Linked DNA regions of Homo sapiens: region 2 is linked to region 1. Evidence: chromatin loops called from intact Hi-C (ENCODE). Cell type or tissue: adrenal gland. All regions are shown on one strand. Links, peaks and the distances in the headings refer to the core of each region. The heading gives the core; the rest is flanking DNA. Region 1 has its middle 10 kb from the start of MIR1538. Region 2 has its middle 70 kb from the start of MIR1538.

Region 1 (15,634 bases), core at 3,669-11,668:
TAGCACCATTGCGTTTTTCATTTTTTTCCCACTGATTGATTTATAAAGCCATTTCTATTTTACGACAAGTTTCTATATGTATTTAGGCTGTTTCTGGCTTATCTGCTCCTTTAATCTGTTTGTCTATTCCTAAACAAATGTTGCATTTTTTTTTTTTAATAATACGGCTTTATGACAAATGTTTCTTATCTGGCAGGTCGAGTTCCCTCCTCTATGTACTTTTTCCCCCCAAATTATCATGGCTATTTTTGGCCTATTTGTTCTTTCATATGAAATTTAGGATCAGTTTATCAAGAGCCATAAAAAGTCCTTTGGGAGTTTTGGTTGGTGTTATAATGTATTGATAGACAACTTTGTAATATTGAGTCCTTCTATTCAGGAACATAGTATCAGCTCTATTTTTTTAAGTTTTCCTTTGTGTCCTTCAATAAACATTTTGTAAATTTCTCCTTAAAAGTATTTCCCGGTCGGGCACGGTGGCTCACTCCTGTAATCCCAGCACTTTGGGAGGCTGAGGTGGGCGGATCACAAGGTCAAGAGATTGAGACCATCTGGGCCAACATGGTGAAACCCTGTCTCTACTAAAAATACAAAAATTAGCTGGGCGTGGTGGCACGCGCCTGTAGTCCCAGCTACACGGGAGGCTGAGGCAGGAGAATCGCTTGAACCTGGGAGGCGGAGGTTGGAGTGAGCCGAGATGGCGCCACTGCACTCCAGCCTGTTTAGAGCGACATCTCAACAACAACAACAACAAAAAGGATTTCCCATCTTTTGTTATATTTTCATGGGCGTCTCATAGTTTTGTTGCTCTTGAAATTGTATTTTTTATAATTAACGACATTTTTGAATGTCTTTGCCAGCAAGTTGCTGTATTATTTTAATATTTTTCTTGGACTTCCTATGTAGATAAACATTTCAACTGTAAATAACAAAGATTTTTCTTCCTTACTTTGCAACCCTTTCTATTGCATTGACTAGAACCTCCAGGACAATATATAATAGTAGCACTGAGAGGAAAACATCTTTGTCTTCTGTATTTTTTTCTGTTTCTGAGTCAGGGTCTTGCCCTGTCACCCAGGCTGGAGCGCAGTGGCATGATCATAGCTCACTGCATCCTCGAACTCCTGGGCTCAAGTGATCCTTCTGCATCACTCTTCCAAGTAACTAGGACTACAGGTGCATGCCACTATGCCTAGCTAAATTTTGAAATTTTTTTTGTAGAGATGGGATCTTGCTATGTTGCTCAGGCTGGTCTCAAGGGGTCCTCCCACATAGGTGCCCTAAGGTGCTGGGATTACAGGCATAAACCATTGTGCCTGGCCCCTATAACATTTATTTATCTGATGTTTGTTTCTAACCAAGATAGAACGCTTAATTCTAGAACATAGATTAGAATATGTTTCCTGTCTAATTACAAATATTTTTGGAAGTTGAGCAGGAATAAGCTGATTAAAGGACACAGAATTCGAAGTACTCTCAAGCTGGGATCAATTTCTTTAAATTGATTTGCGCATGTAATTTCAAACTTTAAAGAAACAGAAGGAAAAAATAAGACAAAGAGGAGAAACTATTTGTTCTTTATACATTTAAATTTTTATTTAAAATGATGTATTATGAGTAATAATGGAAATTCTAAAATAAAACAATTCATAAGTCTTACAAATATGAAAATACTTCTGGCTGGGCACGGTGGCTCACGCCTGTAATCCCAGCACTTTGGGAGGCTGAGGTGGGAGGATCACCTGACGTCAGGAGCTTGAGACCAGCTTGGCCAACATGGTGAAACCCCATCTCTACTAAACATACAAAAATTAGCCGGGCATGGTGGTGGGCGCCTGTAATCCCAGCTACTTGGGAGGCTGAGACAGGAGAATCACTTGAACCTGGGAGGCGGAGGTTGCAGTGAACCCAGATTGCACCACTGCACTCCAGCCTGGGAGACAAGAGTGAAACTCTGTCTCAAATAAATAAATAAATAAATAAATAAATATAAAAATACTTTTGGCCAGGCACCGTGGCTCACACCACGGTGTAATCCCAGAACTTTGGGAGGCTGAGGCGGTGTATCACCTGAGGTTAGGAGTTCAAGACCAGCCTGGCTAACATGGTGAAACCCTGTCTCTACTAAAAATACAAAAAAAAAATTAGCTGGGCGTGGTGGTGCATGCCTGTAATCCCAGCTACTCGGGAGGCTGAGGCAGGAGAATCACTTGAACCCGACCGAAGGTGGAGGTAGCAGTGAGCTGAGACCATGCCATTGCACTCCAGCCTGGGTGACAGAGAGACTCTGTCTTAGAAAAACAAAACAAAACAAAAACAACTTTTATTTTTGCCTGCTACCTTTTAGTCCCTGTTCATATAACCCTCCCCCAACCAGTTTTTTTTTTTTTTTGACGGAGCCTCTCTGTTGCCTAGGCTGGGGTTCAGCGGCGCTATCTTGGCTCACTGAAACCTCCGCCTCCTAGGTTCAAGCAATTCTCCTGCCTCAGCCTCCAGAGTAGCTGTGATGCAGGCGCCCGGCACCATGCCCTGATAATTTTTGTATTTTTAGTAGAGACAGGGGTTTCACCATGTTGGCCAGGCTGGTCTTGAACTCCTGACCTCAAGTGACCTGCCTGCCTCAGCCTCCCAAAGTGCTGGGATTACACACATGAGCCATGGCGCCCAGCCAAATCATTACATTCTTATATTTAGGATTTTATTTATGCTGTCAGATCTTTGTTAGAAACTCAGTTCCAATAAAGCCTAAATTTTTCTTTCTTTCCTTCTTTTTGGAGACAGGGTATCACTCTGTCACCCAGGTTGGAGCACAGTGGCACAATCATGGCTTACCACAGCCTCGATCTCCTGGGCTCAGGTGACTCTCCCACCTCAGCCTCCTGAGTAGCTAGGAATATAGGTGCCTGCCACCACACCAGGCTAATTTTTATATTTTTTCTAGAGATGGGGTTTTGCCGTGTTGCCCAGGCTAGTCTCGAACTCCTAGGTGGGGTCAGCCTGCCTCATCCTCCCAAAGTGCTAGGATTACTGTCAATCAAGCCTAAAGTTTTCAATACTTCATCAACTACAATAAGAACTACTGTTAACATTTGTGTCACAGTGTTACACTTTACAAAGCATTTTCTCACACTTCAGCTCATTTTTTCCCCTATGACACAGATATTGTTATTAAATCCTTTTGCACAAGGGAAGGCTGAGGTTTCGGAGTGATTAGGAGATTTATGTATTAAATAAGTGGCAGAGGCCGGGTGTGGTGGCTCACACCTGTAATCCCAGCACTTTGGGAGGCCGAGTTGGGCGGATCACCTGAGGTTGGGAGTTCGAGACCAGACTGACCACCATGGAGAAACCCTGTCTCTACTAAAAATACAAAATTAGCTAGGCATGGTGGCGCATGCCTGTAATCCCAGCTACTCGGAGGCTGAGGCAGAAGAATTGCTTGAACCTGGGAGGTGGAGGTTGCAGTAAGCCGAGATCATGCCATTGCACTCCAGCCTGGGCAACAAGAGTGAAACTCTGTCTCAAAAAAAAAAAAAAGTGTCAGAATAGAGACTAAAAATGAAATATTCTGCTTTTTACCACCTGCACTAGTGGTTTTTGAGCTCCACCATGTCAGATTGTACCAGCCTTTTTCTAGTTTAGAGTAAAAAAATAATTAATTAATGGGCCATACTTTCTTTTTTTCTTTTTTTTTTCTTTTTTTTCTTTAGAGATGTGGTTTTGCTCTGCTGCCCAGGCTGGAGTGCAGTGGTGTGATCACAGCTTACTATAGCCTTGAACTCCCAGGTTTAAGTGATCCTCCCACCTCAACCTCCCGTGTAGCTGGGACTACAAGTGCACACCACCATGCCCAGCTAATTTTTTTTATTATTATTTTTGTAGTGATGGGGGTCCCACGATGTTGCCCAGGCTAGTCTCAAACTCCTGGACATAAATAATCCTCCTGCCTTGGCCTCTCAAAATGCTGGAATTATAGACCTCAGCCACCGTGCCTGGCCATACTTTAGGCCCATTTATGCCTAGTGTTCCATTATTGGAACGCTAAGCATATGGGAGTTATTTACCTACTGCTCAAGATCATCGCTAAGGTCTGATTGCAAAAATTCAAAAAATAGAAACCTCAGGCATAAATGGGTTAATTGTAAATTTTTCTCTAACGTGTTTTTCTTAAATGGATACCTCATGCTTGTCTATACTAGATGCTGCAATAGGATGGTATCTGGTTTAGTATGATGTTATATGTTTTAAGATGTTTAAGTTTCCATATGCAAATTTCTTCAGTGTTCTGCAGAAAGCTCAGATTTCCAGGTGTGGTGCCACAATAATAAATTTTAAAACCATTGCATTAGGTTATGCTGAGTAAGCCCTGGAGCCTGCAAGCCAAATACATTTTAGGTCCCAAAATAATGGTAAAGTACTACTGTGGGTTTGCTTCACTCTCTCCCATTTCACATGAAATGTGTATTGCTCCTCCTTATTGGTCATCAAAATAAATCTTAGGAGCGTATCTAAAGGGAATAATTAAGAAAGGCCACAAGCATAGGTTTAGCTACAAGGATGTTCATTTCAGTGGTATTTACAAAGGTTTCTTCTTCTTCTTTTTTCCTTTTTTGTGAGACAGAGTCTCACACTGTCGCCCAGGCTGGAGTGCAGTGGTGTGATCTCAGCTCACTGCCAACTCTGCCTCCCAGGTTCAAGTGATTCTCCTGCCTCAGCCTCCTGAGTAGCTGGGATTACAGGCGTGCGCCACCATGCCTGGGTGATTCTTGTATTTTTAGTAGAGATGGGGTTTCATCATGTTGGCCAGGCTGGTCTTAAACTCCTGACCTCAAGTGATCCACCCACCTTGGCCTCCCAAATTGCTGGGATTACAGGTGTGAACCACCACGCCCAGCCTACAAAGGTTTCTGAAAAAGAAAATAAACTAAATGCCAAAAGTAGGAGATTAGCTAAATAAGGTATTTCCTGTAATGGAATAGTCTTCTGCCATCACACATTATTAAGAATATGGACTGATGTGGACTGATGTTCACAGTTAAATCAGGAAAGCAGGATAACAGTATACATAGCATAGCCAATTTTTATAACATGTAATGCAAAATATACATGAAAAATTCCTGAAAGATATATACTAAATGATCTTCTCTATGTGATAGTTTATGAGTTTTTGAATCATTATTACTTACTTATTTATATTTTCAGTGATTATTTTTTGTTTTTACAATTAACACCTATTGTTTGTGAAGTATAACCCCCCACACACCTTATTTTTTATTAGAAAAAACCACTCGGGCCTTTCTAAAGCATTGATAAACATATTACCTGCTGTGTTCTGTCAACTTAGAGAGCAAAGGAAGAGGAAATAGCTGTGTACCGAATTTAATTTAGACATAAGGAGAATTTCCTGAAGGTAAGACCTTTAATCTGTTAAAATGGGAAGGGGACTAGGTGATACAATTAGGCAAAGGGAAGTGGTCAGGGCACACTTGTGGGGCCAGCTGAATGTATAATGGTGGAGAGGATTTGAGGGCAGAAAATAAAAGGCTTTCTGAAGCTGGCTGCCTAGGATACAAATTGCCTTGGTAATGACTCTTAGAGGCAGTGAGTTCACAAGCATGCATGGAAGGCAGAGTTCTGGGGAGAGAAAAGACATAGAAACTCAGATTTCAATTATTCATTCATTCGTTCATTGCTGAAACATTATCGATTGCTCACTACGAATCCAGCATTGTGCTAAGTGTTGGGTCCTGCTCTAGACAAGTTTACAATTTAGTTGGAGAGATGAAACACAAGGGTATGAAATCATTTGAGAAGGACTGGAAAATTAGAAGGAAAACCCAGGTAACTTAGTTCACTTATTTTATTTATTTATTTATTGAGACAGAGTCTTGCTCTGTTCCCCAGGCTGGAGTACAGTGGCGCAATCTTGGCTCACTGCAACCTCTGCCTCCCAGGCTCAAGCGATTCTCCTGCCTCAGCCTCCCGAGTAGCTGGGATTACAGGTGTGTGCCACCACACCGAGCTAATTTTTGTATTTTTTTAGTAGAGACGGGTTTTCACCATGTTAGCCAGGCTGGTCTCCAGCTCCTGACCTCAAGTGATCCGCCTGCCTTGGCATCCCAAAGTGTTAGGACTACAGGCGTAAGCCACTGCACCTGGCCAGGACTGGAAAATTAGAAGGAAAATTCAGGTAACTTAGTTCAACAAAAGAAGATATCTGAATAGCTGCGATTAGTGAGAATAAGTTTCCTCAAGTTTGGAATTTAAAAGTTTAAGAACGTTTCAGGAAAAATATAATAAACGTGAAGCAATTTTGACTGTAATCTGATATCTCACACAAATGTATTGTCTTTTAATATATGAGACATACCTCTACTTCTCCAATATTTGGATTTTAAAAATGTGCTTTCCATAAAATACTTAGCTCTTTTCCATTAGGAAATGATTAAGTAAAATAAAATGGAAAGAAGACTAGAATTACAGAGTTTCTGAGAGAGAGGTTACTTTTGGTATTATGTATTCGGTGGCAGATACTGTCATCGTCTACCCAACATCTATTCTCCCCCCACTTCCTTGCAAACTGACCCTCAATTTTGTTCAGAGTATCGATGTACCCATCTATACATTTACAACTTTTACAACACATTTACAGTGTACCCAACTTACACATTTCCCAGTCTCCCTTTCAGATAGTGACCATGTGACACAGTTCTGGCCAATGAGATGCAAGTCAAAGCCACTGTGTGGGTTGGCCCCTTTCTTCTTCCTTCCTCCTCCTGCCTAGCATGCAGACATGATGCCTAGAGGGGACAGCCATCTTCTGAGTATGAGAACAAATGCCACCTCTCAAGCTGGCTAACAGGGATGCCTATGTGCCTAATGGCATTGTGGGGCTGTGAGACTAGCCCTAGACTGCTGTATTAGTCCGTTTTCATGCTGCTGATAAAGACATACCTGAGACTGGGTAATTTATAAAGAAAAAGAGGTTTAATGGACTCATACTTCTACATGGCTGGGGAGGAAGGCGAAAGGCACGTCTTACATGGTGGCAGACAAGTGAGAATGACAACCAAGCGAAAGGGGTCTCCTCTTATAAAACCATCAGATCTTGTGAGACTTATTCACTTCTAGGAGAACAGAATGGGGGAAATCACCTCCATGATTCAATTATCTCCCACCGGGTCCCTCCCACAACACGTGGGAATTATGGGAGCTACAATTCAAGATGAGATTTGGGTGGGGATACAGCCAAACCATATCAATTGCCTAACTCCAGACTTCTTGCATGAGAAAAATAAAACCTCTACACCACTGGTGTTTGTTACTAGCAGCCAAACACAATCCTTCCCTGATAAATAACCTAACCCACTTATTTCACAGAGAGGGGACGGAGGCCCAAGAAAGTCCCATAAAGCTGGGCAGGTTATGTTGTGCCTTCTGGGTTACTTTAAACTGACAGAAGACCCAATACAAACAACCTCTTAAGCAAAGAAAAAAAAAAAAGAAAAAAGGAATTTATTAATTCAGATAATTGAAGTCAGGCATGTCTTCCTCCAGAGACTCCAGTTTTGTTTTCTTTCAGGTTCTGGTTTTTCTCTCTCCCCATCTCTTGGCTCTTCTTCCTCATAATTAGTCTGCCTCTGGCTCTTTCCTCTTTGTGGCTAGGTGGTGCCAGCAGCTCCAGCCTTACCTCACCCAGCACGAAGTCCTGCAGAAAGTGAAAACTCCTCTCTGGAGGAAAGTCACACTACTCAGGAGAAGCCTCACTTCCTGTGCACAGTAGGGGCCAAAACCAACTAGAATTTAGGACTCTGCACTCTAAGTCAGTTCACTTTCTTTTTAAATTTCATTTTATTAGTTATTTATTTAGAAACACAGTCTCACTGTGTTGCCCAGGCTGGAGTGTGCAGTGGTGCAATCATAGCTCACTGCAGCCTTGAACCCCTGGGCTCAAGGGGTTCTCCCACCTCAACTTCCTGAGTAGCTGGGACTATAGGTGTGCACCACCACACCTGGCTAACTTTTCCTTTTTTTTTTTTTTTTTAAGTGACAGGGTCTTGCTATGTTGCCCAGTCTGGTCTCAAACTTCTGGGCTCAAGGGATCCTCTCGCCTTGGCCTCCCAAAGCACTGGGATAACAGGTGTGAACCACCGTGCCTGGCCCCAAGTCAGTTCACTTTCTACTTTGTCAAATAGCCTCTGAAAAATGTATCCTAAATAGGTATGTGTAGCATCCATGAGAAATATCAGATATTTCCTTCAATCACATGGATGATCACATGTTCCTCTGGAAGCTTATCACCACTAAGGTATGTGAGTACCATGGAGAAAATACCAAGTCTATTTAGAATAAATTAGAAATCACTGGGCACCATACCTTAAGATGGCCCCCAACAGTGAAGACCAAGTCTGATCTGAGGTTTACGGTGGACCTGCTCATGAGTACTAACACAGATTACATCTTCTCCTTTGCTCTGGAGGAAAGCCTGCTGGCACAACTCTTTACAGGCTTTTTCTCTTATTGAACGTTTCTTTCTGAATTTCTCTTTTTTTTTTTCAAATTCTGTTTGCACTCAAAAAAAGTATTCGCTTAATAGCTCAGAAGCACAGATGATCTACTGATTCCTCCTGATCAGGTCAGGCTGTCAGAGCTGAGTTCAGATTACCCTCAGCCTGTACTGTATCTAGTTTTTAAATATTTTGGTGCCTAGTCCAGGCCTTACAGAATAACCTTTAGGTCCATTATTACCCAAGTCTTCCATGAATGGAAGGTTTGCAAATTGATCCTCTTTATAGACATTAGCCATATGGCTGCTTTATTTTTTTTCTACAAGCTTGTTTTCTCTTTCCTCAGAATTGTTGGCCTGTAGGATTCTTGAACTTCTTCCACACTTCGTTATAAAAGTGAGCATATAAAGGCTTAAATATTAGTGCTCAAGTATGTTTGGAGCGAAAACTGGGAATGCATGGTCATGCAGATTTGTTTCTTTTTGTTTCTTACCAGTTTACTCTTTCTCTGACTTTCAGCAAGTTATGTTCACTTAAATTTCCTACTGGCAAAGTGTAAGTCTAGGATCATTTCTGAGTAGAGTCTTTGCTGTTCCAGGTAACAAATTATAAAGTCTTGCTGGGCACTGTGGCTCACGCCTGTAATCCCAGCACTTTGGGAGGCCAAGGCGGGTGGATCACCTGAGGTCAGAGTTTGAGACCAGCCTGACCAAAGTGGCGAAACCCTGTCTCTACTAAAAATACAAAAATTAGCTGGTCGTGGTGGCGGGTGCCTGTAATCCAGCTATTCAGGAGGCTGCGGCAGGAGAATAGCTTGAACCCAGGAGATAGAGGTTGCAGTGTACCGAGATCGGGCCATTGCACTCCAGCCTGGGCGACAGAGCAAGACTCCATCTCAAAAAACCAAAAAAACAAACAAAAAAAACAAAGTATAAAGTCTCTCAAGTGATTTATATTTGGTGGTGTTTGCTTCTCTGTTAAATTTTCTTTTGGTGGATTAAGCTATTGGACTCTGCTAGTTTTGCATTGCTATAAAGAAGTATCTGAAACCGAGTGATTTATAAAGAAAAAGAGGTTTAATTGGCTCCGATTCTGCAGGATGTACAAGTAGCATGGTGCTAGCATCTGCTCGGCTTCTGGTGAGGCCTCAGGGAGCTTTTACTCATGGAGGAAGGTAAAGTGGGAGCAGGCATGTCACATAGCAAGAGGGAGCAAGAGAGAGAAGGAGGAGGTGCCAGGCTCTTTAAACAACCAGAGCTTGCATGAATTCAGAGCGAGGACTCACTCATTACCAGGAAGAAGGAGCCTAGCCGTTCATGAGGGATCCACCCCCATGACCCAAACACCTCCCACCAGGCCTCACTTCCAACTTTGGAGATTCAATTTCTCTTACTTTTTTGAGACAAGTGTCTCACTCTGTTGCCCAGGCTGGAGTGCAGTGGTGGGATCATACCTCAACTGCAGCCTTGAACTCCTGGGCTTAAGTGATTCTCCCTCCTCAGCCTCCCAAGAAGCTGAGACTACAGGCACAGGCCACCGCACCTGGCTAATATTTTAATTTTTTTTTTTAATAGAGGTGGGTCTTGCTATGTTGCCCAGGCTGGTCTTGAACTCTTTTGGCTTCAAGCAATCCTCCTGCCTCGGTCTCCCAAAGTGCTGGGATTACAGGTGTGAGCCGCCATGCCTGGTCTGAGGATTATATTTCAACCTAAGATTTGGAGGGAACAAACATTCAAACGATATCAGACTCCAACGATGAAGAACCTGTTGGTAGAAGTTTCAAACCTTTGACTCATCATCTCCTTTTTCAGACTTTTCTCTCTTCCATACTCTCAACATTTGAGCAGTACTGAGTTCTTCTGATTCTACTTCTATGTTTTACAAATACGATTCCTTCTTTACATTTTGTTTCCTGCTCTACTCTTTCAGGCCTCATTGGCTCCTGGCTGGTTTCTCTTTCTAGGCTCTCAGCCGCCAGTTTATGCTAGCTCTGGTCAGGTCATTTCTTCTTAAAAAATCTTCAATGGTCCTCAGTGCCTTCAGGATAAAGAACAAAATCCTTGGCATAATGTTTAAGATCTTTCACCTCTGCCCTTTTCTTACCTTTCAAGTTTCTTACTTCTTCCTCCATTCTGTTCATCTCTGCACCCAATGTCAAATTCTTATTAAAATGTCAACAGATGGCTATTGTAACATTTGTTTCATTCTGTCTGGGTGCTAAAGCTGTGTGCTGGCAATCAATTATAAGCTATTTAAGGCAAGAATTGTGTTTTATTTATTTTTACTTTCTCTGATACTATATGACCAAGTGTGTTCACAATATATCAGAGAGGGGACCAAGAAACTTTAATTCACTGTGATGATTGCTATGCCAGCAATTTGAACAAAATGCTATAGGAACACAGAAGAGAGAATGATTAATATTGCTTGGAAAGGTTTGGGATGAATTCACAGAGGAAGTAATATCTGAGCTGGACTTTGAAAATAAAGTAAGATTTTTGCAGGTGGAGAAACTGAACGAATAAATAAATATTCTCTGTAAGTTCATATTTTGTAATTAGATTCTAACACCTGCAGGCAGATCAATCCCTTGTATGTCTCTTCCCATGTTTGGGGCAGTCCACATTTCCTTATGCAGCTAAAACAAATGCTTCTCAGGTGAAACATGTTATTTCTAAAATCAGTCTAGTTTATCCAGTAACTTCAGCTCAGCCCTTTAATTCTGGTGCTTAGTTGTGGATGATCAATTCAATTATTTTATCATTGCATCCTTAACTTAAGTGTTGAACCATAATCCTCCACAAAGCTGAAAAAAAGACACTCAATGTTTCTTTGACCATCCACTGACAAAGTCCAGTGAAGCCCAGGTATTTCATGGACTCTTTGCATCAACAAGTAATACCTGTGATGCATCACACTGTAAACATTTGTATGTCAGGACTTTTTCCTGCAACTGTTTAGCCTTTTTTTTCTTTTTTTTTTTTTTTTTGAGATGGATTATTGCTCTGTTGCCCTGGCTATAGTGCAGTGGTGCAATCTCGGCTCACTGCAGCCTCTCCCTCTGCCTCCCGGGTTCAAGCAATTCTCCTGCGTCAGCCTCCCGAGTAGCTGGGATTACAGGTGCCCACCATCACAACCGGCTAATTTTTGTATTTTTAGTAGAGACAGGGTTTTACCATGTTGGCCAGGCTGGTCTCAAACTCCTGACCTCGTGATCTGCCTGCCTCGGCCTCTCAAATTGCTGGGATTACAGGCATGAACCACCGTGCCCGGGCTGTCTAGCCTCTTTTGACCCCTGTAAGAAACTGCGGTTGAAGTGAAGAGATACCAGCTGTGGTAGCGGGAGGAGAAAAGAGTGTGGTGTGTGAGATGACGTTCCTTCGCCTTCCCTGCTCGCAGGTCACTAAGAAAGCAAGCTGATCATTTATTTCTAGATATCTGTACAGAATTCTAGCATAGCACCTATCACAATGCTAAGTGTACTTCTTATATTCATCTTTTAAACATCTTTATATCCTTTTTAAAATTTATTTGAGACAGAGTCTCCCTCTGTCGCCCAGGCTGGAGTGCAGTGGCTCCATCTTGGCTCACTGCAACCTCCACCTCCCCAGTTCAAGCGATTTTCATGCCTCAACCTCCCAAGTAGCTGGGACAGGTGCGCACCACCACGCCCGGCTAATTTTTTTTTTTGTATTTTTAGTAGAGACGGGGTTTTGCCATGTTAGCCAGGCTGGTCTCGAATTCCTGGCCTCAAGTGATCCACCAACCTTGGCCTCTCAAAGTGCTGGGATTACAGGCATGAGCCACAGCCCCTGGCCGTGTAAAATGTTTGTATATCTTATACCTAGCACAACTCCCGGCACCCACTGTGGAACAAGAGAAGAATGATTCTGCTACATATAGAGGAATAGTTTTTTCATCTTTTTTGGGTGATGAGTCTTTCTTTCAGAAAGCTTAAGAAGTCCAAAATTTTAACCTTTGTCCCAAGAAACTAGATGTTTGTCAAAATTTCCATATAAGTTTAGGAAGATTACAGATGCCTTGAAGCAAACCCATGGACCTCAGAGTTAAAACTCCCTGAATTAAGAGAGAGGGTAATGAGAAATTGTACAATCTTTACTAATTCATACTCTTGGTCAAACTAATATCACAGCTGAGGTGGGGTTACTATACATAATAGATACCATGATTACATGGAGGAAAGAGCATTGTAGCAAATGCAATGTGGTGGTCTACACAATGGTGGTAGGCCAGTGTGAATAAGGACTTGCTTGCAGTTTTCATGTGTAACCTGCCTAGTGATGATCTGGAGACATTATCTTCCTTCCTTTCTTGGGTTAAATGGGATCAACTATTTCTATTTTCCCATTAAAATTTCTCCTCCTTAATTTATCCTTCATACTGCTCTGGCACTGGCTGGTTCACACCTGTAATCCCAGCACTTTGGGAGGCTGAGGAGGGCGGATCACTTGATGTCAGGAGTTTGAGACCAGCCTGGCCACTAACATGGCAAAACTCTGTCTCTACTTAAAAAAAAAAAAAAAAAAAAAAAAAAAAAAAAAAAAAAAAAAAGCTCTGGTATTTACCTCCTTTCTCCCTGCTCACTGAGTCCTTCAGATTCAAAATGATTGTGCTGTTTCTCAGGACTTGCAATTACTCTAGATCTTGAGAGACTTAATTGGTCTCTATAAGACTTTAGATGCAAACTCTGAGACCAACTCATAAACTAAAGAAGTATGCCATCAAAGTGAACAAAGTGAATTGGATGTCTGATGCTAAGATTTGGGCACTTTAGAAGATGCCAGGGGTGAGAATGTTTGAAACCTGATGCTAAATAGCATATAAACTAATTTTGCCTTCACAAATATTTGTGAGGCTAGGCACCGTGGCTCATACTTGTAATTCCAACATTTTGGGAGGCCGAGGAGGGAGGACTGCTTGAATCTAGGAGTTTGAGACCAGCCTGGGCAACATGGTGAGACCCTGTCTCTACAAAAAAAAAAAAAAAAATTAGGCAGGCATGGTAGCACACACCTGTGGTCACAGCTACTCAGGAGGCTGAGGCAGGAGGATCACTTGAGCCTAGGAGGTTGAGGCTGTAGTGAGCTGTGTTCACACCACAGCACTGCAGCCTGGGCAACAGAGTGAGACCCTGTCTCAAAGAGAAAAAAAAAAGGAAATATTTGCTAGAACATGTTATACGGGTGGAAATTGACACTTAAACATATTCAAATAGGAATTTGATTACAATTCCAGCACAAATGCTGTCACTACTATATCCCACCACTATCAATTCTCCATTATTATTAAGGAGTGCTCCCATGGTGGGGCAAAAATAATTGTGGTCTAAACTTTTTTTTGGTCTTTGACTTGAATTACTCTGGAAATTTTCCTTTCAGATTTTGTGTTTGTTTAGTAGGTTCCTTACAATATATGTGTGACTAAAATTATTTTAACAGCCTTAATTGTATTACAATGACAAAGATTTGTAGATCTTGTGACAGCAAGATTAAATAAACTCTGTTCTGTATGAGTTTATTTAATTCCTTTTCAGTGGCTGATATTTGAACCTCTTTCATTTAGAGTCAATCCAGCTACACAATTCACAAAGTGCCTAAACAAGTCCAGGAGGGGTTAAAGTACACACCACCAATATAAAAAGTGCCATTCTATTGCATAATCTACAGTCTTGTAGTTGAATCTGGGTTCTTGTGAAATTTTAATCAAGTGACTAGGGAAGGTAATATATGATTGGGAAGTAATATAAAGGAATTCTATAAACTACTAAATCTGCTGTATGTTTTGCTCCATGGTCCCATTATAATTTTCAATAAGAGGAAATTTCCAAATTTTACCTTTTGTTGTGTACAGAGGAAGTTTTATTTTATTTATATATATATTTTTTGAGACAGGGTCTCACCCTTGCTGCCCAGGCTGGAGTCAGTGGTGTGATCTTGGCTCACTCAACCTCTGCCTCCTGGGTTCCAGCAATTCTCCTGCCTCAGCCTCCCAAGTACACTACAGGTGCGTGCCAACATGCCCAGCTAATTTTTTTTCTTTTTTTTGTATTTTTAGTAGATACAGGGTTTCACCTTGTTGGCCAGGCTGGTCTCGAACTCCTGACCTCAAGTGATCCGCCTGCCTCAGCCTCCCAAAGTGCTGGGATTACAGGTGCGAGCCACTGCGGCCGGCCAGAGGAAGTTTCATAAAGGTATACAGTTGAAGGGGTAGTTTTAAAAATATATCATTAGACTATTTCAAACATCAAAGAAAAGGGGATGCAACTGAGATGTAAATGATCACAGAGGGAAATATCATTGGAACTAAGAATGGCATATAATTTACTAATGACACAGTGATCAGGTACTTATTTCTGATAACCTTGAATATCATGCAGGTCACATTTTATTTTGTGATTAGAGCAGAGCAAACACTATTTACTAATGAATTTATTTGTGTTTTCCGTCACTGAAATTTGAAAGACAAAATGAAAATCTAGGTCTCTATGCTGTTGCAAAGTATGGCCAAGAAAACTAGCCAACTAAGCAGTTTTTCAAAGAAGGTGTCTTGGGCCAGGCTCAATGGCTCATGCCTCTAATCTCCGCATTTTGGGAGGTCGAGGAAGGAGGATCACTTGAAGCCAGGAGTCCAAGACCAGCCTAGGCAATATAGCAAAATCATGTCTCTGCAAAAAAGGAGTTCAAGACTAGCCTGGGTAATATAGTAAGACCATGTCTCTACAAAAAAATAAAAAATAAAAATAAATAATAAAATGAATTAGCCGAGTGTGGTGGCATGTGCCTGTAGTCCCAGCTACTTGGGAGGCTGAGGTGAAGGATCACTTTGAGCCCGGGAGGAGTTTCAGTCTGCAGCTGCACTGAGCTATGAAGCTGCCACTACACTCCAGCCTGGGCAACAGAACAAGACCCTGTCTCAAAAAAATAAACAAACAAAAAAACCCGAAAGAATAGAAAAGAAAAAAAAGAAAAGAAAAGAATATAGGCCAGGTGCCGTGGCTCATGCCTGTAATCCCAGCACTTTGGGAGGCCAAGGCGGGTGGATCACCTGAGGTCAGGAGTTCGACACCAGCCTGGCCAACATGGTGAAACCCCATCTCTACTAAAAAT
Region 2 (15,634 bases), core at 2,861-10,860, 61 kb before region 1:
AGCCACTGGACCTGGCAGAGAGTCTTACATCTCTATTGTGCTGTATCTCTAGGAAGAAAATTAGAATTCAAACCCTATGGCCAGACATAAGGGCTCTGAAGAATTAAACATATCTACAGGTGGCTAGTGGGTATAAAGTACAACCTTTGTGAGGAGGGCTTTTAAACATTATATATATTATATATATATATATACATAATATATATATTATATATATATATACACACACACATATATATACATATATATATATACACATACACACACATATATATTTTTATTGATAAATACTCATTATAAAGGAGTCAAGAAATGCCATATAAAGAAAATCACTCCAGATCTCTCCACCTCAAACTAATGATGATTAACATCAACTGAACATTATTCTGGACAAGTGTTGTCGGACAGAACTTTCTGTGGTGATGGAAACGTTTTCTGTGCTGTCAATTGTAGTAACTACTAGCTACGTATGTTTATTGAGCACTTGCAATGTGGCTAGTGAAACTGAAGAGCTGAATTTTTTATTTTTATTTTTAGTTTATGTATTTATTTTTATTTATTTATTTTTTTGAGACAGAGTTTCACTCTTGTTGCCCAGACTGGAGTGCAGTGGCGCAATCTTGGCTCTTTGCCACCTCCACCTCCTGGGTTCAAGAGATTCTCCTGTCTCAGCCTCCTGAGGAGCTGGGATTACAGGCGTCCACCAACACCCCCGGCTAATTTTTGTATTTTTAGCAGAGATGGGATTTCGCCATGTTGGCCAGGTTGGTTTCGAACTCCTGACCTCAGGTGATCTCCCTGCCTTGGTATTTTTATTTTTATTTTATTTTTTGAGATGAAGTCTCGCTCTTGTCCCCCAGGCTGGAGTGCAATGGCGTGACCTTGGCTCACTGCAACCTCCGCCTCCCGGGTTCAGGCAATTCTCCTGCCTCAGCCTTCCAAGTAGCTGGGATTACAGGTGCCTGCCACCACACCTGGCTAATTTTTGTATTTTTAGTAGAGATGGGGTTTCACCGTGTTAGCCAGGATGATCTCGATCTCCTGACCTCGTGATCTGCCTGCCTCGGCCTCCCAAAGTGCTGGGATTACAGGCCTGAGCCATGGCGCTTGGCCCAGTTTAGGCCTTTTCTATGTGTATGTATGAGTGGAAGGATGTAAAGAAAGCTGGAGACGACATTTTGGCATTGCCTCCCAAAAGCTTCACAGGTGTGATTACTAATTAACCTAGGAGATTTAGGAATTATCCTAAGGAAATGCAGCCAGGCACGATGGCTCACATCTTTAACTCCAGTGATCTGGGAGGCCAAGGCGGGAGGATAGCTTGAGGCCAGGAGTTTGAGACTAGCCTGGTCAACACAGACCCTGTCTCTACAAAAAACACAAAAATTAGCCAGGCGTGATGGTGCGTGCCTGTAATCCCAGCTACTCAGGGGGCTGAGGTGAGAGGATTGCTTGAGCCCAGGAGTTTGAGGCTACAGTGAGCTATGACTGCACCACTGCACTCCAGCCTGAGTGACAGAGCAAGACCCTGTCTCTAAAGGAAAAAAGAAATGGTTATGACTTTGCTCAAAATTGAGCTCTGAAAGTATTTATTAACACAAAAAACTGGAACGTTGTAGGAAAATATTTACCAATGTGGGAATGCGTTCATACTGTCTATTAAGTGAAAGGCAGGTTACAGCCAGCTCACGCCTGTAATCCCAACACTTCGGGAGGCCTAGGTAGAAGGATCGCTTGAGCTCAGGAGTTTAAGACGAGCCTAGGCAATATGATGAGACCCTGTCGCTACAAAAATATAAAAAATTATCCAGGCATAGTGGCGAGCACCTGTGGTCCCAGCTACTCAGGAGGCCGAAGTGGGAGGATCACTTGAGCCTGGGGAGGCAGAAATTGTAGTAACCCATGATTGCACGATAGCATCCCAGCCTGGGGGACATAGCAAGGCCCTGTCTCAAAAATAAAAAATAAAAAAATAAGTGAAAGGAAGGTTACAAAGCAGGATGCTTTCACTAAAATATAAATAGCCTAGAAAGATCTATTTCAAGCTGCTCAGTCCATGGTGAGCACTCAGTAAATATCAGTTAAATGATTGAGTGACTATTAATAAGAATTAGCACCGGGTGGCCAGACACGGTGGCTCATGCCTGTAATACCAGCACTTTGGGAGGCCGAAGCGGGCGGATCACGAGGTCAAGAGATTGAGACCATCCTGGCTAACATGGTGAAATCCTGTCTGTACTGAAAATACAAAAATTAGCTGGGTGTGGTGGCGCATGCCTGTAGTCCCAGCTACTTGGGAGGCTGAGGCAGGAGAATCCCTTGAACCCAGGAGGTGGAGGTTGCAGTAAGCCAAGATCGCACCACTGCACTCCAGCCTGGCGACAGAGCGAGACTCCATCTCAAAAAAAAAAAAAAAAAAAAAAAGAATTAGCGTCGGGTGGTGAAATTACAAGTGATTTTATATTTTCTTCTGCACCCTTATTTATATTTTCTAACTTTCTATGGTGAACACATATACTTCTGTAATAAGAAAAAACATGTAGGAAGAAAAGTATAGTTGTTGTGTCGTAATATTTCAGAGCTGGAAGGAGCTTTAGAGACAAAGACACGCTTGGCTAGTGAGAGGCCAAAACCTAGTTTCCGACAACACACAAACATCTTTCAGAGCCAAGGAGAAAATACTGCGTGATTGTCTTCTGGCCAGGACAAACTCTCGCAGTGTGGCAATTCAGGAGTGGATTTCAAGAGGGAAAAACAAAGGGTATTAATGCTCCTCAACAAGATATAAAACATCATGAAAAATCTTACTACAACAAACCCAGGGCATCATAATCTTTGCTCTAGTTGGGCCTCCCTGCTCACAGGGCCCTCAGCTGTGGCATCAGCAGGGACACCCTCCAGGACTCTCCCTGCGCAGCCAGCATGGGAGAGAAGTCTGTCTTTCTCTTTTTTTTTTTTTTTTTTTTTGAGACGGAGTGTCACTCTGTTACCCAGGCTGGAGTGCAGTGGCACAATTTCAGCTCACTGCAATCTCTACATCCTGGGTTCAAGCAGTTCTCATGTCTCAGCTTTCCAAGTAGCTGGGATTACAGGCATGCGCCACCACGCCTGGCTAACTTTTTTGTATTTTTAGGAGAGACAGGGTTTCACCATATTGGTCAGGATGGTCTCAAACTCCTGACCTCAGGTGATCCAGCTCCCAAAGTGCTGGGATTACAGGCGTGAGCCACCGCGCCCGGCCAGAAGTCTTCGTCTCTTGCAGGAAGAAGCCTACTACTGGTTGTCCCCACATATTGGCTCTTCTTCAAAGCCTGTCCTTTCTGCAAAATTCTTAATCACTGTCTACCTCAGATGTCCTTTCTGTTTTTTCAGCATTTACCACTGGCTTACATGCTCAAGTTTGTATTTTATTTTTATTTTTATTTTTTGAGGCAGGGTCTTGCTTTGTTGCCCAGGCTGGAGTGCAGTGGTGCAATTAGGACTCACTGCAGCCTCTTGGGCTCAAGTGATCCTCCTGCCTCGGCCTCCCAAAGCACTGAGATTACAGGTGTGAGCCACAATCCCTGGCCCATGCTCAACTTTGGAAATCGCTGTACTCTAGTCTATGAAACGCTTATTGACCTAACAGCTCTTAGTTCTGTGACTCAGTTAGTCTCATCAAACATTTTGGTTTTTTATTATTTTATATTTTTTCCTGGGGGCGTAGACTCAAGTGCCCTGAATATACACTCCCTCAAAAAAGTTTTGAGTGAGGACAAGGTGCTAAGCACCAGTATTTAGGCTGGGCAGAATATCTACTGGTATTTAGGCTGGGTATGAGGGCTCGTGCCTATAATCCTAGTACTTTGGAAGGCCGAGGCAGGAGGATTGCTTGAGCCCAGGAGTTGGAGTCTGCAGTAAGCTATGACTGTGCCACTGTACTCCAGCCTGGTGACAGAGAGAGAGCCTATTTCTAAAAAAAAAAAAAAAATTTAAGATATTTATCCAAGAAAAAGTATATGTCCACAAAAAGACTTTCATGAAATGTGTTATCTGTTTATATCATAGCCAGGGTCCCAGCAGGTAATTCGAGAAGAGTTTAATAAAGGGACTGTGCATAAGGGTGTATTTGGTTTAGAGAAACCACCAAAGCTGCAACTTCCTTCCAAAGAGAAACATACTATGGAAAAGGGTCAGGGTAGGGGCGGGCAGAAAGAGTAACTTTAAAGGGGAAACCTGACTCGACCTCAGCCAGGCCATCAAGGTCAACATTAAGGTCACAGATCATGTGGATTTTATGTACCCTTGATATGAAGGGATGAAATGGCAATTGACCTCTGTGGTCTTCCTCCCCCAAACTCTATGCTCAGTCTAATAGTGAGAAAAAATCAGACCAATTCAAAAAGAGGGGCCTACGATGTACCTGAGCAGTACTCCTCAAACCTGTCAAGGTGGTTGTGCAGCAGAGGACACAATTAATAACGTGAAAAGGCAACCTTTGGAATGTGAGAAAATATTTGCAAATCATACAGTCATGACAATACAAAAAAAGTTTCAGTTCATGACAGAATAAACAACGGTGGTCCCGTGACATTACAATGGAACACAAATTGAAACCATCTGATATATGGGCCGGGTGTGGTGGCTCACGCCTGTAATCCCAACACTTTAGGAGGTTGAGGCATGTGGATCACCTGAGGCCTGGAGTTCGAGACCAGCCTGGACAACATGGTGAAACCCTGTCTCTACTAAAAATACAAAAAAAATTAGGCGTGGTGGTGGGCACCTGTAATCCCAGATACTCAGGAGGCTGAGGCAGGAGAATCACTTGAACCTGGAGGCGAAGGTTGCAGTGAGCCGAGATTGCACGACTGCACTCCAGCCTGGGCGACAAGAGCAAAACTCCATCTCAAAAAAAAAAAGAAAAGAAACCTGATATATGGTACTTGATATTGGCATTGCAGGTCCAGTAAGGGAAAGGACTGATATTCAGTACTGGTGCTGGGATACCTGGTTTTGCATAATATATATGTAAATAAAAATATATATGCCATCTAGGTTTGTGTAAGTACACTCTGTGATGTTTGCACAACGACAAAATTGCATAAGGACTCATTTCTCAGAACATATCCCCATCATTAAGTGACATATGACTGTGTCTGATAAGGGGTGCATATCTAGAATATGTAAGGATCTCCTACAACTCAGTATCAAAAATTAAACAACCTGATTAAAAAACAGGCAAAGGACTTGAGTAGACATTCCCCCAATGAAGATAGAAAGATATGCAAACGGCCAATAAGCGCATGTATGAAAAGATGCTCATCGCCCCAGTCACTGGGAAAATGCAAATCAAAACCACAAGATGCCACGTTGTACCCATTAAGATGGCTGCCATCAAAAAACCCCAGAAAACTGCAAGTGTTGATGAGAGTGTGGAGAAATTGGAACCCTTGTGCACCGTTGGTGGGAACGTTAAATGGCGCAGCTACTATGGAAAACGGTATGATGATTCCTCAAAAAATTAAAAATAGAAATACAATATGGTCCAGCAATCCCACCTCTGAGTATACACCCCAAAGAATTGAAATCAGGGTCTCAAAGAGATGTTGGTACAACCATGTCCACAGCAGCACTATTCACAATGGCCAAAAGGTAGATGTCACCCAGGTGTCCATCCACAAATGAACAGATAAACAAAATGTGGTATATATCCATTCAGTGAAATGTTATTCAGCCTTAAAAAGGAAAGAAATTCTGATACATGCCATGACATGGATGAAATTTGAAGATGTTATGTAAGGTAAAATAACCTGGTCACAAAAAGACAAATATTATATAATTTCACTTATACAAGGTATCTAAAGTAGTCAAATGCATAGAAACATAAAGTAGAATGGTGGTGACCAGGAGTTTAGGGGAGGGGTAATGGGAAGTTGCTGTTTAATGGGTATAGAGTTTCTATTTTGCAAGATGCAAAAATTCTGGAGATCTGACTCACAACGATGTAAATATACTTAACACAACTGAACTGTGCACTTAAAAGTGGTTAAGATAATTTTTATGTTACATATATTTTACCACAATTTAAAACATTGTTAAGGTCATCGAAAACAAGGAAAGTGTGATAAATTGTCACATCCAAGAGGAGCCTAAAGAGGTGTGACAATGTGAGGCCGAGGTGGGCAGATCACTTGAGGCAGGAGTTCGAGACCAGCCTGGCCAACATGGCGAAATCCCATCTCTACTAAAAATACAAAAATCAGCTAGGTGTGGTGGTGGGCACGTGTAATCTCAGCTACTCAGGAGGCTGAGGCGGGAGAATCACTTGAACCCGGGAGGCAGAGGTTGCAGTAAGCTGAGATTGCGCCACTGCACTCCAGCCTAGGGGACAGAGCAAGACTCCATCTCAAAAATAAATAAATAAATAAATAAAAGAGATGTGACAACACAATGTCCTATAGTATCCTGATGGGACCTGGAACACAAACAGGGCATTAGGTAAACTAAGGCAATGTGAATAAAGTAGGGACTTAAGTTAATAATGATATATCAATATTGGTACATTAATTATAACAAATGTATCCTATTAATAGATGATGTTAATAATAGTAGAAACTGGAAATGGGTTATATGGAAACTCTGTATTACCTTCATAATTTTTCTGTAAATCTAAAAGGTCCTACAAAAGAAGGTCTATTTAAAAAGAATAGCTTAGGTCTTCCCCTCAAGGAATGTAGTGGCTGGGGGCATGAACTGGGAGTCTCCTGAGTTCAAACCCTGGCTCCACCACCACCCGGTTGTGGGCCCTTCAGGGAGTGAAGTCACCTCCCGATGGGTCAGTTTCTTCATCTGGAAACTGAGGAGAATCCTAGGATCTACCTCATGGGGGCGCTGTGAGGACTGACTGCAAAGTGCCCAGCACCACTCCTGGCTGGTAGTAGATGCTGCTATTCCTGCAAGTTAGAAATAAAAGCAACAATAGAATAGTTGAGAGTGTGCATTTTGGAGTAAGGCAGTCTGGATTTAAACTGTGGTTCTTTCAGTGACTATAAAATCTTGGACAAGTTGCTGGGCCTGAACCTCAGTTTACTTAGCTATAAAATGGGATGCATGAGGCCTCCCCCAAAGGTGGTTGGAAGGACTGAATGAGCTCAAGCCGCAAAGCCCCAGCATAATGTGTATGCATGGGAAGCCGTTGATCAGTGGGAAATGTCCAAGGAAAGGAGACAGGCAGGAAGAGTTGGGGAACAGCAAATAAAACTGCCTGGCCGGCCAGGCGTGGTGGCTCACGCCTATAATCCCAGCACTTTGGGAGGCTGAGGCGGGCGGATCACGAGGTCAGGAGATCGAGACCATCCTGGCCAACATGGTGAAACCCCGTCTCTACTAAAAATACAAAAATTAGTTGGGTATGGTGGCACATGCCTGTAATCACAGCTGCTCGGAAGGCTGAGGCAGGAGAATCGTTTGAACCAGGGAGTCGGAGGTTGCAGTGAGCCAAGATCGCACCACTGCACTCCAGTCTGGCGACAGAGTGAAACTCCATCGCGAACAACAACAACAACGAAAACCTGCCTGGGTATCTGAGAAGGCTTCCCTGAGGGGGTCACAGAGAGGGGCTTGTCCTGGTTTTTGCACTGAGGGTGCTGATAGGCCGACTTCACAGTCCTCCAGGGACCTGTGTGACCTCCTCCTGGGCCCCAAGTTCCTCCCAGGTCCCCAGCATTGGAACATAGCCTCCATCTGCTGCTCAGCCACTGTTCTGTCTGAACTGTGTTTAGGCCCTTATCTCAGCCAGCTTTGCACTGCTTGGCTGCCTGTCACATTCAATTCCGTGCCAGGGCATTCATCCTGCCCTGGTCGTGTGTGTCCCCAAATGCAAGGTTCTGGGACACGGGGCCTGGTCTTGATCGTCTTCGGTTCCCACAATCCCGAGCACGGTGTCTGGAACACAGCAGTGTCTCAGTACATGGCGGCTGAAGAGAATAAAATTAGTGAGAAACTCACTTCCAGCCCTTGCTGTAGTTGGATTCTGAGGCACTGAGAAACACCCACACACTTTCCCCTTTAAAAATACCTTCTCTCTCTGGACTCTCTTTAGCCCCAAATTCTATGATTAGAGCTTCATTTCTTTGGCTTGAGCCAAATCTGGACCCTGTACCTGATAAAAATGCAACATCCTATATCGGTCAGATTCCAGTGGGATACAGAAGGCACACTCAAAAACTCAACCGGGTTTAAATGGGTGGGGGGAAGAAAAAATAATAAAAATTAGTAAAAGAACTATTTACAGCAAGATGGATGGGACTAAAGGAATCTGCAGAGACAGTGAGGCATCCCTGGCCTTGCAACAGCAGGAAGCTCTTAGCACCCAGGGGCAGAAGAGTTCAAGGGCACCCGGGAGAGCTGCACTATGGAGGAGCCGCCTTGAGGGGGATGGAGGCTGTGGAGATGTATCCACTGCCCCCTGATCCAGGCTGAAGCAGGTGGGAAATATCTCAATGGTGGTCTCCTCTTGACCTCCGATCTCCTGGCAGAGCTCCCTATTGGCAGAACCCAACAGGAAGCCAGAGGGTGAGGAGGTCCCCAAAGGTCAGCTTCCCAGGGTCAGAGAAGAGCAGAAAAATAGATCTGGGGTTGGGAGAGGGGAGCAAACCCCGAATAACGAGGCTTCAGAGGTGACATAATTCTGTCTTATCAATCATTTACAATTCAGTGCAAATAAAAACATCAGATCTGATATGGTTTGGCTGTGTCCCCACCCGAATCTCATCTCGAATTGTAGCTCCCACAATTCCCACCTGTCATGGGGAGGGACCTGGTGGGAGGTAATTGAATCATGGGGGTGGGTCTTTCTTGTGCTGTTCTTTCCCTTGCAGTTCTGGTGAATAAGCCTCACAAGATCTAATGGTTATATAAAGGGTTTCCCCTTTCGCTTGGTTGTCATTCTCTCTTTTGCCTGCTGCCATGTAAGACGCCCCTTTGCTCTTCCTTCATGTTCCGCCATGATTGTGAGGCCTCCCCAGCCATGTGGAACTGTGAGTCAATTAAACTTATTTCCTTTATAATTATCCAGTCCTGGGTATGGCTTTGTCAGCAGTGTGAGAACAGACTAATACAGATCCTGTAAGGAAGAGACGCAAAGGAGATTGGGGACCAGGGTCCTGACTAGTTACGATGAACAGAGCGTCACTGACTGGGGAAAAGATGCCTCCCTCCTCCACCTCCCCCAAAATAAAGACAAACCTTGCCTGTTTCCAGTGGTGGCTGTAGAATTTCCTTATGGGGAAGATCTGAGGGTGGCATCTGGATGACAGGGAAGCCACCATTGCATAGCAAACCTGGGGTGTCACATATATCTGAGTAGCATGGGTGGAGGGTGTTGATGAGGATTAATGGAACCACTAAGTCTCTTCCCCACCTCAGCCATCTCTTCCCCTCCTCCTCCCACCAGCCCCAGCTCCTAAACAAAGCTTTCTCATTGCAAGACTTCTTGGAGCTAAAGTGAGCTGTGATTCTGAGTCCTGGGAGATGTCCCTGACCACAGGAGCCCCCTCACCAAACCTCCCGGAGTTAGGAGCAGTGGAGACACTTTGTGGGAACAGCAGGCATGAGGCCAATTGTCTTCAAACCTGGTCCTGGGAAGGAGGAGGAAAAACAGGAGCGGTGGCTGGCTGAGGCTGCGTGAGTGGCTTCCGGAAGATGAGGCAGAGGGAGGGAGGGATTCCTAGTGTGGAATGAGCCCCTATTGTGGGTGGAGATGGGTCGGGATTATCTAGGGTATCGCTACTCAAAGTGGGGTCCAGCGACCGGGAATATTGGCATCCCCAGCAAGCTCACTGGAAATGAAGACTGTCAGGCCCTCACCCCCGCATCGCCTGAATCAGGATTTGCAGTTCTTTGCAAGCTCCTCATGAGCTTCTTATGCACGTTAGAGTTTGAGAAGCACCTGCTGCGGCACCCCCTGCTCAGGTGAGCCTGTCTGCTCATTTTCCCTCTGCACACGTGTGCTTTTTCTTTTTTTTCCCCTCAGAGGCTTTCTCATTCAGAAGGTCACTCAACAAACACTGAATCCATGCCTATCTCTGGAGATACAGATATTAATAACAGAGGAGTGAATAGGAAACTTCAACTCAGTGTGGGAAATGCTAACATAAGGATGGGGGTGTGGGTCAGATAAGCAGGACAGGGGAAGGGCCCCCAATCTGCGGTGGGGGTGGGGTGGCCAGGGAGCTTGGCCCTCTCCCTTCCTCCTGCCAGATCTTCCTTCCCCGACCCCACCCTGCTGCTCACGCCAGCACCACACGCTGGACCTGCACTCCCCTCTGCCGATTATTTCACTATGTGTGTGATCGGGTTTCATTTCACCAACTCAACTGTTCTGATGTCTCCTCATTCTAACACCTAGTAGCCCCTGAATTCTACATAGGATGAATGAATGAGGGAACGAATGAGATTAAGTGCACCAGGTAACAGTGAGACCCACTCCTTTTTCTCATCGTCTGTCAATCTGCTGTGCAGACCCCCCTTATCCATCTCTGTCTATGTACGATTTCTAAAATATGAGCGTTTATTTCATCGATAGGTTTTTAGAAGCAGCAGGTAGAGCGGGCTAGGAGACCCAGCATAAGGAAGTGGTTAGGAGCCTAGACTCAAGCCAGATGCCTGGGTTCAAATCCTGTCTTCCTTCTTTATCAGGTGAGTGACTTTGGGTGTGCTACTTAACCTCTCCATGCCTCAATTTCCATATCTGTCAAATGGGAATAATAACAGCACCATGCTCATAGGAGATTATTGGGCGGATTCCATGAGTTGTTATCTGTAAAGCGCATGGGACAGTGTTTGGTAAGCACTAAAAAAATGTTGGCCAGGTGTGGTGGCTCACACCTGTAATCCCAGTTCTTTGGGAAGCCGAGGCGGGCAGATCACTTGAGCCCAAGAGTTTGAGACCAGCCTGGGCAACATAGCAACACCTAGTATCTAGAAAAAAAATGCAAAAATTAGCCAGGTGTGGTAGTGCATGTCTGTAGTTCCAGCTACTCGGGAGGCTGGGGTGGGAGGATGGCTTGAGTCTGGGAGGTCAAGGCTCAAGTGAGCTGTGATTGTGCCACTGCATTTCAGCCTGGGTGACAGAGACTCTGTCTTAAAAAAAAAGAAAAAAAAAATGTTTGCTATCAAGAATTTGCTATGGGGCTGGGTGCTCATGCCTGTAATCCCACGCCATGGGGAGGCCAAGGCAGGTGGATCACCTGAGGTCAGGAGTTCAAGACCAGCCTGGCCAACATGGTGAAATCTCCTCTTTACTAAAAATATAAAAATTAGCTGGGTGTGGTGGCACGTGCCTGTTAGTCTCAGCTACTTGGGAGGCTGATCCAGGAGAATCGCTTGAACCCGAGAGACAGAGGTTGCAGTGAGCCAAGATTGCACCATTGCACTGCAGCCTGGGCGACAAGAGCGAAACTCTGTCTCAAAAAAAAAAGAAAGAATTTGCTATGGGCTAGGGCCTGAGATTCATTTGCCTGATTGCTGGGAATCAGGAGGGTGGAGAATATCATCTGTGAATAGTGTCCAGCTGATCTGACCCCTGCACACCTGAGAGCTGGAAGAGAAAGGGCTTTGTCCCCAGGAGGGGGCTGTGTGGGCTGTGGGCTTGCCTGGGGCCATTAGAGTCCAGTAACCACTTTCACGGGAACTAGAAAGGCCTTCTTCTCCCGTTGTGCTCATCTCCTTGGGGGCTCTCTGATTGCTTCTCTTGTCAGGGATCTCCCTGACCTCCTCTTCTTTGAAGCCCCTGGGCCTGGTGCCCTTTCCACTTCCTCTCACTGCTAATTGGAAGGCAGTGGGTTGGCTCCCGCAGGCGATGGTGATACTCAGTTTTGGATGGCATTGAAACTATTTCATAGACTTCATATTTGGTGAATTCTGAAGGCCAAAGGGCCTGTGTGTTGCACTTGGGTGTTCTCTGGGCCTTGACCGGAGGATCTGTTTCTTATGTTCATGGAGCTCTCGGCCGCCTCTTCCACATCTGCTGGACTAGGAATCAGGGTGGGTGCCTTAACCTCTGATGCTGTGGCATCTTGGGGAGGGGTTTTCTAACTCACGCAAGGATATTTGGTTAATTCCGCAGCTCTGAGATGTTCTTGGAAACTTGGGGGTTTTATACCATGGTGTTCTGGCCAGGTTGCTTCTGATCTGGAGGGAAAGGGAGAGGTTTCTGCCTTCTGGCCCAGGGCCCAACTCCACAGAAGGATGTACTCAATCTTAAAGAGCAAGAGGGCGGATGCGGACACGGCCTAGCCTGAGACCTCACGGGGAGCCACTGAGATGTCCCCAGATCAGAGGTAGGGGTGAAACATGTAGAGACTGACTGAGGGGCTGACCCTAGGGTCACAAGGACAGTGCAAAGTTTTGGTAGTGCTGGGCTTCCTAACAGCTGCCAGGAGATGCTGTCAACTCAGACAGTTGTCACCTCCAGCTCCCAAGACACAGCAGCAGCATGGCCATGCGGGTAGCCATCTGACCTCGACCTCTACTTACCATTCCACATTCCATGAACAAATGATGACACCACGGCCTCTCCTGTCCTGTCTTTGACAGAAGAGCCTCAGCAGTTTCCTTTTATTTTTTAACATTTTTTATTTAATTAAATTAAATAGAGAGAGAGTCTCACTATATTGCCCAGGCTGGTCTCAAACTCCTGGCCTCAAGCAATCCTTCTGCCTCTGCCTCCCAAATTGCTGGGATTACAGGTGTGAGCCACTGCACCTGGCCTCCTTTCATTTTTTAAAAACTTTTTATTTTGAAAAATTTCAAATTTACACAAAAGAAACAAACAGAATATTATAAGGAGTTCTTGCATATCTTTCACTCAGATGCATTAATAACGTCCTGTTGCATTTGTTCTCTCTTTTTTTTTTTTGAGATGGAGTTTCACTGTGTCACCTAGGCTGGAGTGTATGGGTGCAATCTTGGCCCACCGCAACCTCTGCCTACTAGGTTCAAGCGATTCTCCTGCCTCAGCCTCCTGAGTAGCTGGGATTACAGGCATGTGCCACCATGCCCAGCTAATTTTTGTATTTTTAGTAGAGACGGGGTTTCACTATGTTGGCCAGGCTGGTCTTGAACTCCTGGCCTCAAGTGATGCACCCACCTCGGCCTCCCAAAGTGCTGGGATTATCTCTTTCTCTTCCTTTCTCCATAAACGTGTGTGTGTGTGTGTGTGTGTGTGTGTGTGTGTGTGTGTTTGTATACTTTTTTTCCTGAACAACTTGAAGGTTAAGTTGTGGACACATTTATACACTAATCTTTGAGTGTGTATTTCCTAAGAACAAATCTGTTTTATTATATGACCAAAATATAATTAGAAAATATAGGAAAGTTAGGCTGGGTGCGGTGGCTCACACCTGTAATCTCAGCACTTTGGGAGGCCGAGGCAGGTGGATCACAAGGTCAAGAGTTTGAGACCAACCTGGCCAACATGGTGAAACCCTGTCTTGCCTAAAAATACAAAAATTAGCCAGGCATGGTAGCGGGCACCTGTAATCCCAGCTACTCAGGAAGCTGAGGCAGGAGAATCACTTGAACCCGGGAGGCGGAGGTTGCAGTGAGCCGAGATTGTACCATTGCATTCCAGCCTCAGCGATAAGGGCAAGACTCCATCTCAAAAAAGAAAAAGAAAATGTAGGAAAGTTAAACTTGATCCTGTTATCTAATACTGAATACTGTTATCTAATCTATAATTGGTATGCCAAATTTCACCAGTTTCCAATCACGTATCTTACAGCTATTTTTTCTCAGTCCAGGCTACAATCAGGATGCGCATTACATGTTGTTGTCAGGTGCTATTACTCTTCTTTCATCTAGAAGTGTTGCTCAATCTTTCTTTGTCTCTCATGTCCTTGGGAGTTTTCTAAATGAAAGTAAATCTGAAAGCATTCTCGTGGCTGTGACTTCTCTAAATGCTAACTCAGGGGGAAAAAAAAGGAAAGAAATACTTTTCAGTTCCTTGCCTTTGAAGCCTCCGGACAGGTGGGTTTGACAACATCTATTTTGGTCATGCCTGGGCAGTTCTGGCTTATCCATCTACACTAGTCTCAAATGATCCTGGGATTTGCTCTTGGGTACACAGTAGATGCTTAATAAGTAACTTGCTGATGTGCCAGGAGAGAAAGTGAATTGGACCACTGGGTGGAATAACTCAAATGACATTCCAGGAAGGTTTTGCTGCTGTAGATAGAGAGACAAAGGGCTGGCTCTTTCAGGCTGTGTCAGCCCAAGGGCAACATGCAGTCTTGGACTTCATTATCTTATTTCTATTACATAGTGCACTAAGGTTCTCTTTCTCCTCAAATTCCCCAGCAGGAGAGATAGGACTTTCCACTGCAGGCTGTTCAATTCACCAAGAAGAGGAAGCAAATCACAGATCCTGACAGATCCTGCTGTCAGGACTTGGCCAATTTTGAGATGTAATTAAAAAAAATTGTTTATTTTTATTAAAAAAAAAAAGAGTTGGAGTCTCTATGTTTCCCAGACTGGTCTTGAACTCCTGGGCTCAAGTGATCCTCCTGCCTCGACCTCCCAAAGAGCTGGGATTACAGGTGCTCAGCAGACATGTAATTTTTGATCTCCAGCCTGGGGTGTATACATCTGGATTATTTCCTCAGGAATAAGAGAACAGAGCCTTGAAATCAACCTGTTTGAAATCAGCCAGCCTCCAGGATGATCCCGGTCTACGGCCATAGCACCTTGAATGCATCTGATCTCATCTTTTTTTGTTTGTTTGTTTTGTTTTGAGACGGAGTCTCACTCTGTCACCCAGGAGTGCAGTGGCACAATCTCGACTCACTGCAGCCTCCCTGCTTCAAGCGATTCTCCTGCCTCAGCCTCCCGAGTAGCTGGACTACAGGTGCCCGCCACCACACCCAGCTAATTTTTTGTATTTTTAGTAGAGATGGGGTTTCACCCTGTTAGCCAGGAGGTCTCGATCTCCTGAACTTGTGATCTGCCTGCCTCGGCCTCCCAAAGTGCTGGGATTACAGGCACTACCCATCACGCCCATCCTGATCACATCTTTTCTTGGAAGCTAAGCAAGGATGGGCCTCGTTAGTACTTGGATGGGACACCAAGATGGTCCCTGCTGATCCTACCACCCCTGGTATCCACCTCTTCCTGTAGTCCCTTTCCTATGAATCAGGGCTGGCATACATGAACAATACAATAGGGTGACAGTGACTGGGTGTGACATCCGATGCTTAGTCATAAAAGATAATGCAGCTTCCACACTCATCTCTTGTCTAGCTTGTTTTGGAGGAAGCCAAGTTCTTTGAGCATACTCAGGTGTCCATGTGGACAGGACCTGAGGCGCCCAGCCAATAGCTGGCACCAACTTGCCAGCTATGTGAGTGAACCACCTTCAGTGTGGATCCTCTAGCTCCAGGCCAAGCCTTCGGATCCTTGCCACACTGACCAGCATCTGACTGCAGCCTCACGAGCAACCTGGAGGGCTCCAAACACCTGACCCTCAGAAACTGTGAGTGATAATAATTATTGTTTTCTGCCAGGCACAGTGGCTCACGCCTGTAATCCAAGCACTTTGGAGGCCAAGGCAGGTGGATCACCTGAGGTCGGGAGTTTGAGACCAGCCTGACCAACA

Evidence for each region. Hi-C counts contacts between places; a loop is a spot of excess contacts. Peaks named below come from ENCODE experiments on the same cell type or tissue, not always from the same donor. Only the 100,000 strongest peaks of a DNase experiment are listed, where the experiment ranks them.
Region 2: it touches region 1 in a loop (2.1-fold over the local background); 27 of 110 quality-filtered maps call a loop at or near these places.

Annotation. Positions count from the first base shown.
Region 1 is chr16:69,547,970-69,563,603 of GRCh38, forward strand. No RefSeq gene overlaps it. Among named protein-coding and RNA genes, the nearest start is that of MIR1538, 10 kb to the right of the region's middle. In adrenal gland, for the core only: no CTCF peak of the experiment used is centred there; no DNase peak of the experiment used is centred there.
Region 2 is chr16:69,488,206-69,503,839 of GRCh38, forward strand. No RefSeq gene overlaps it. Among named protein-coding and RNA genes, the nearest start is that of MIR1538, 70 kb to the right of the region's middle. In adrenal gland, for the core only: no CTCF peak of the experiment used is centred there; a DNase peak (open chromatin) is centred at 7,745; H3K27ac peaks cover 432 bases.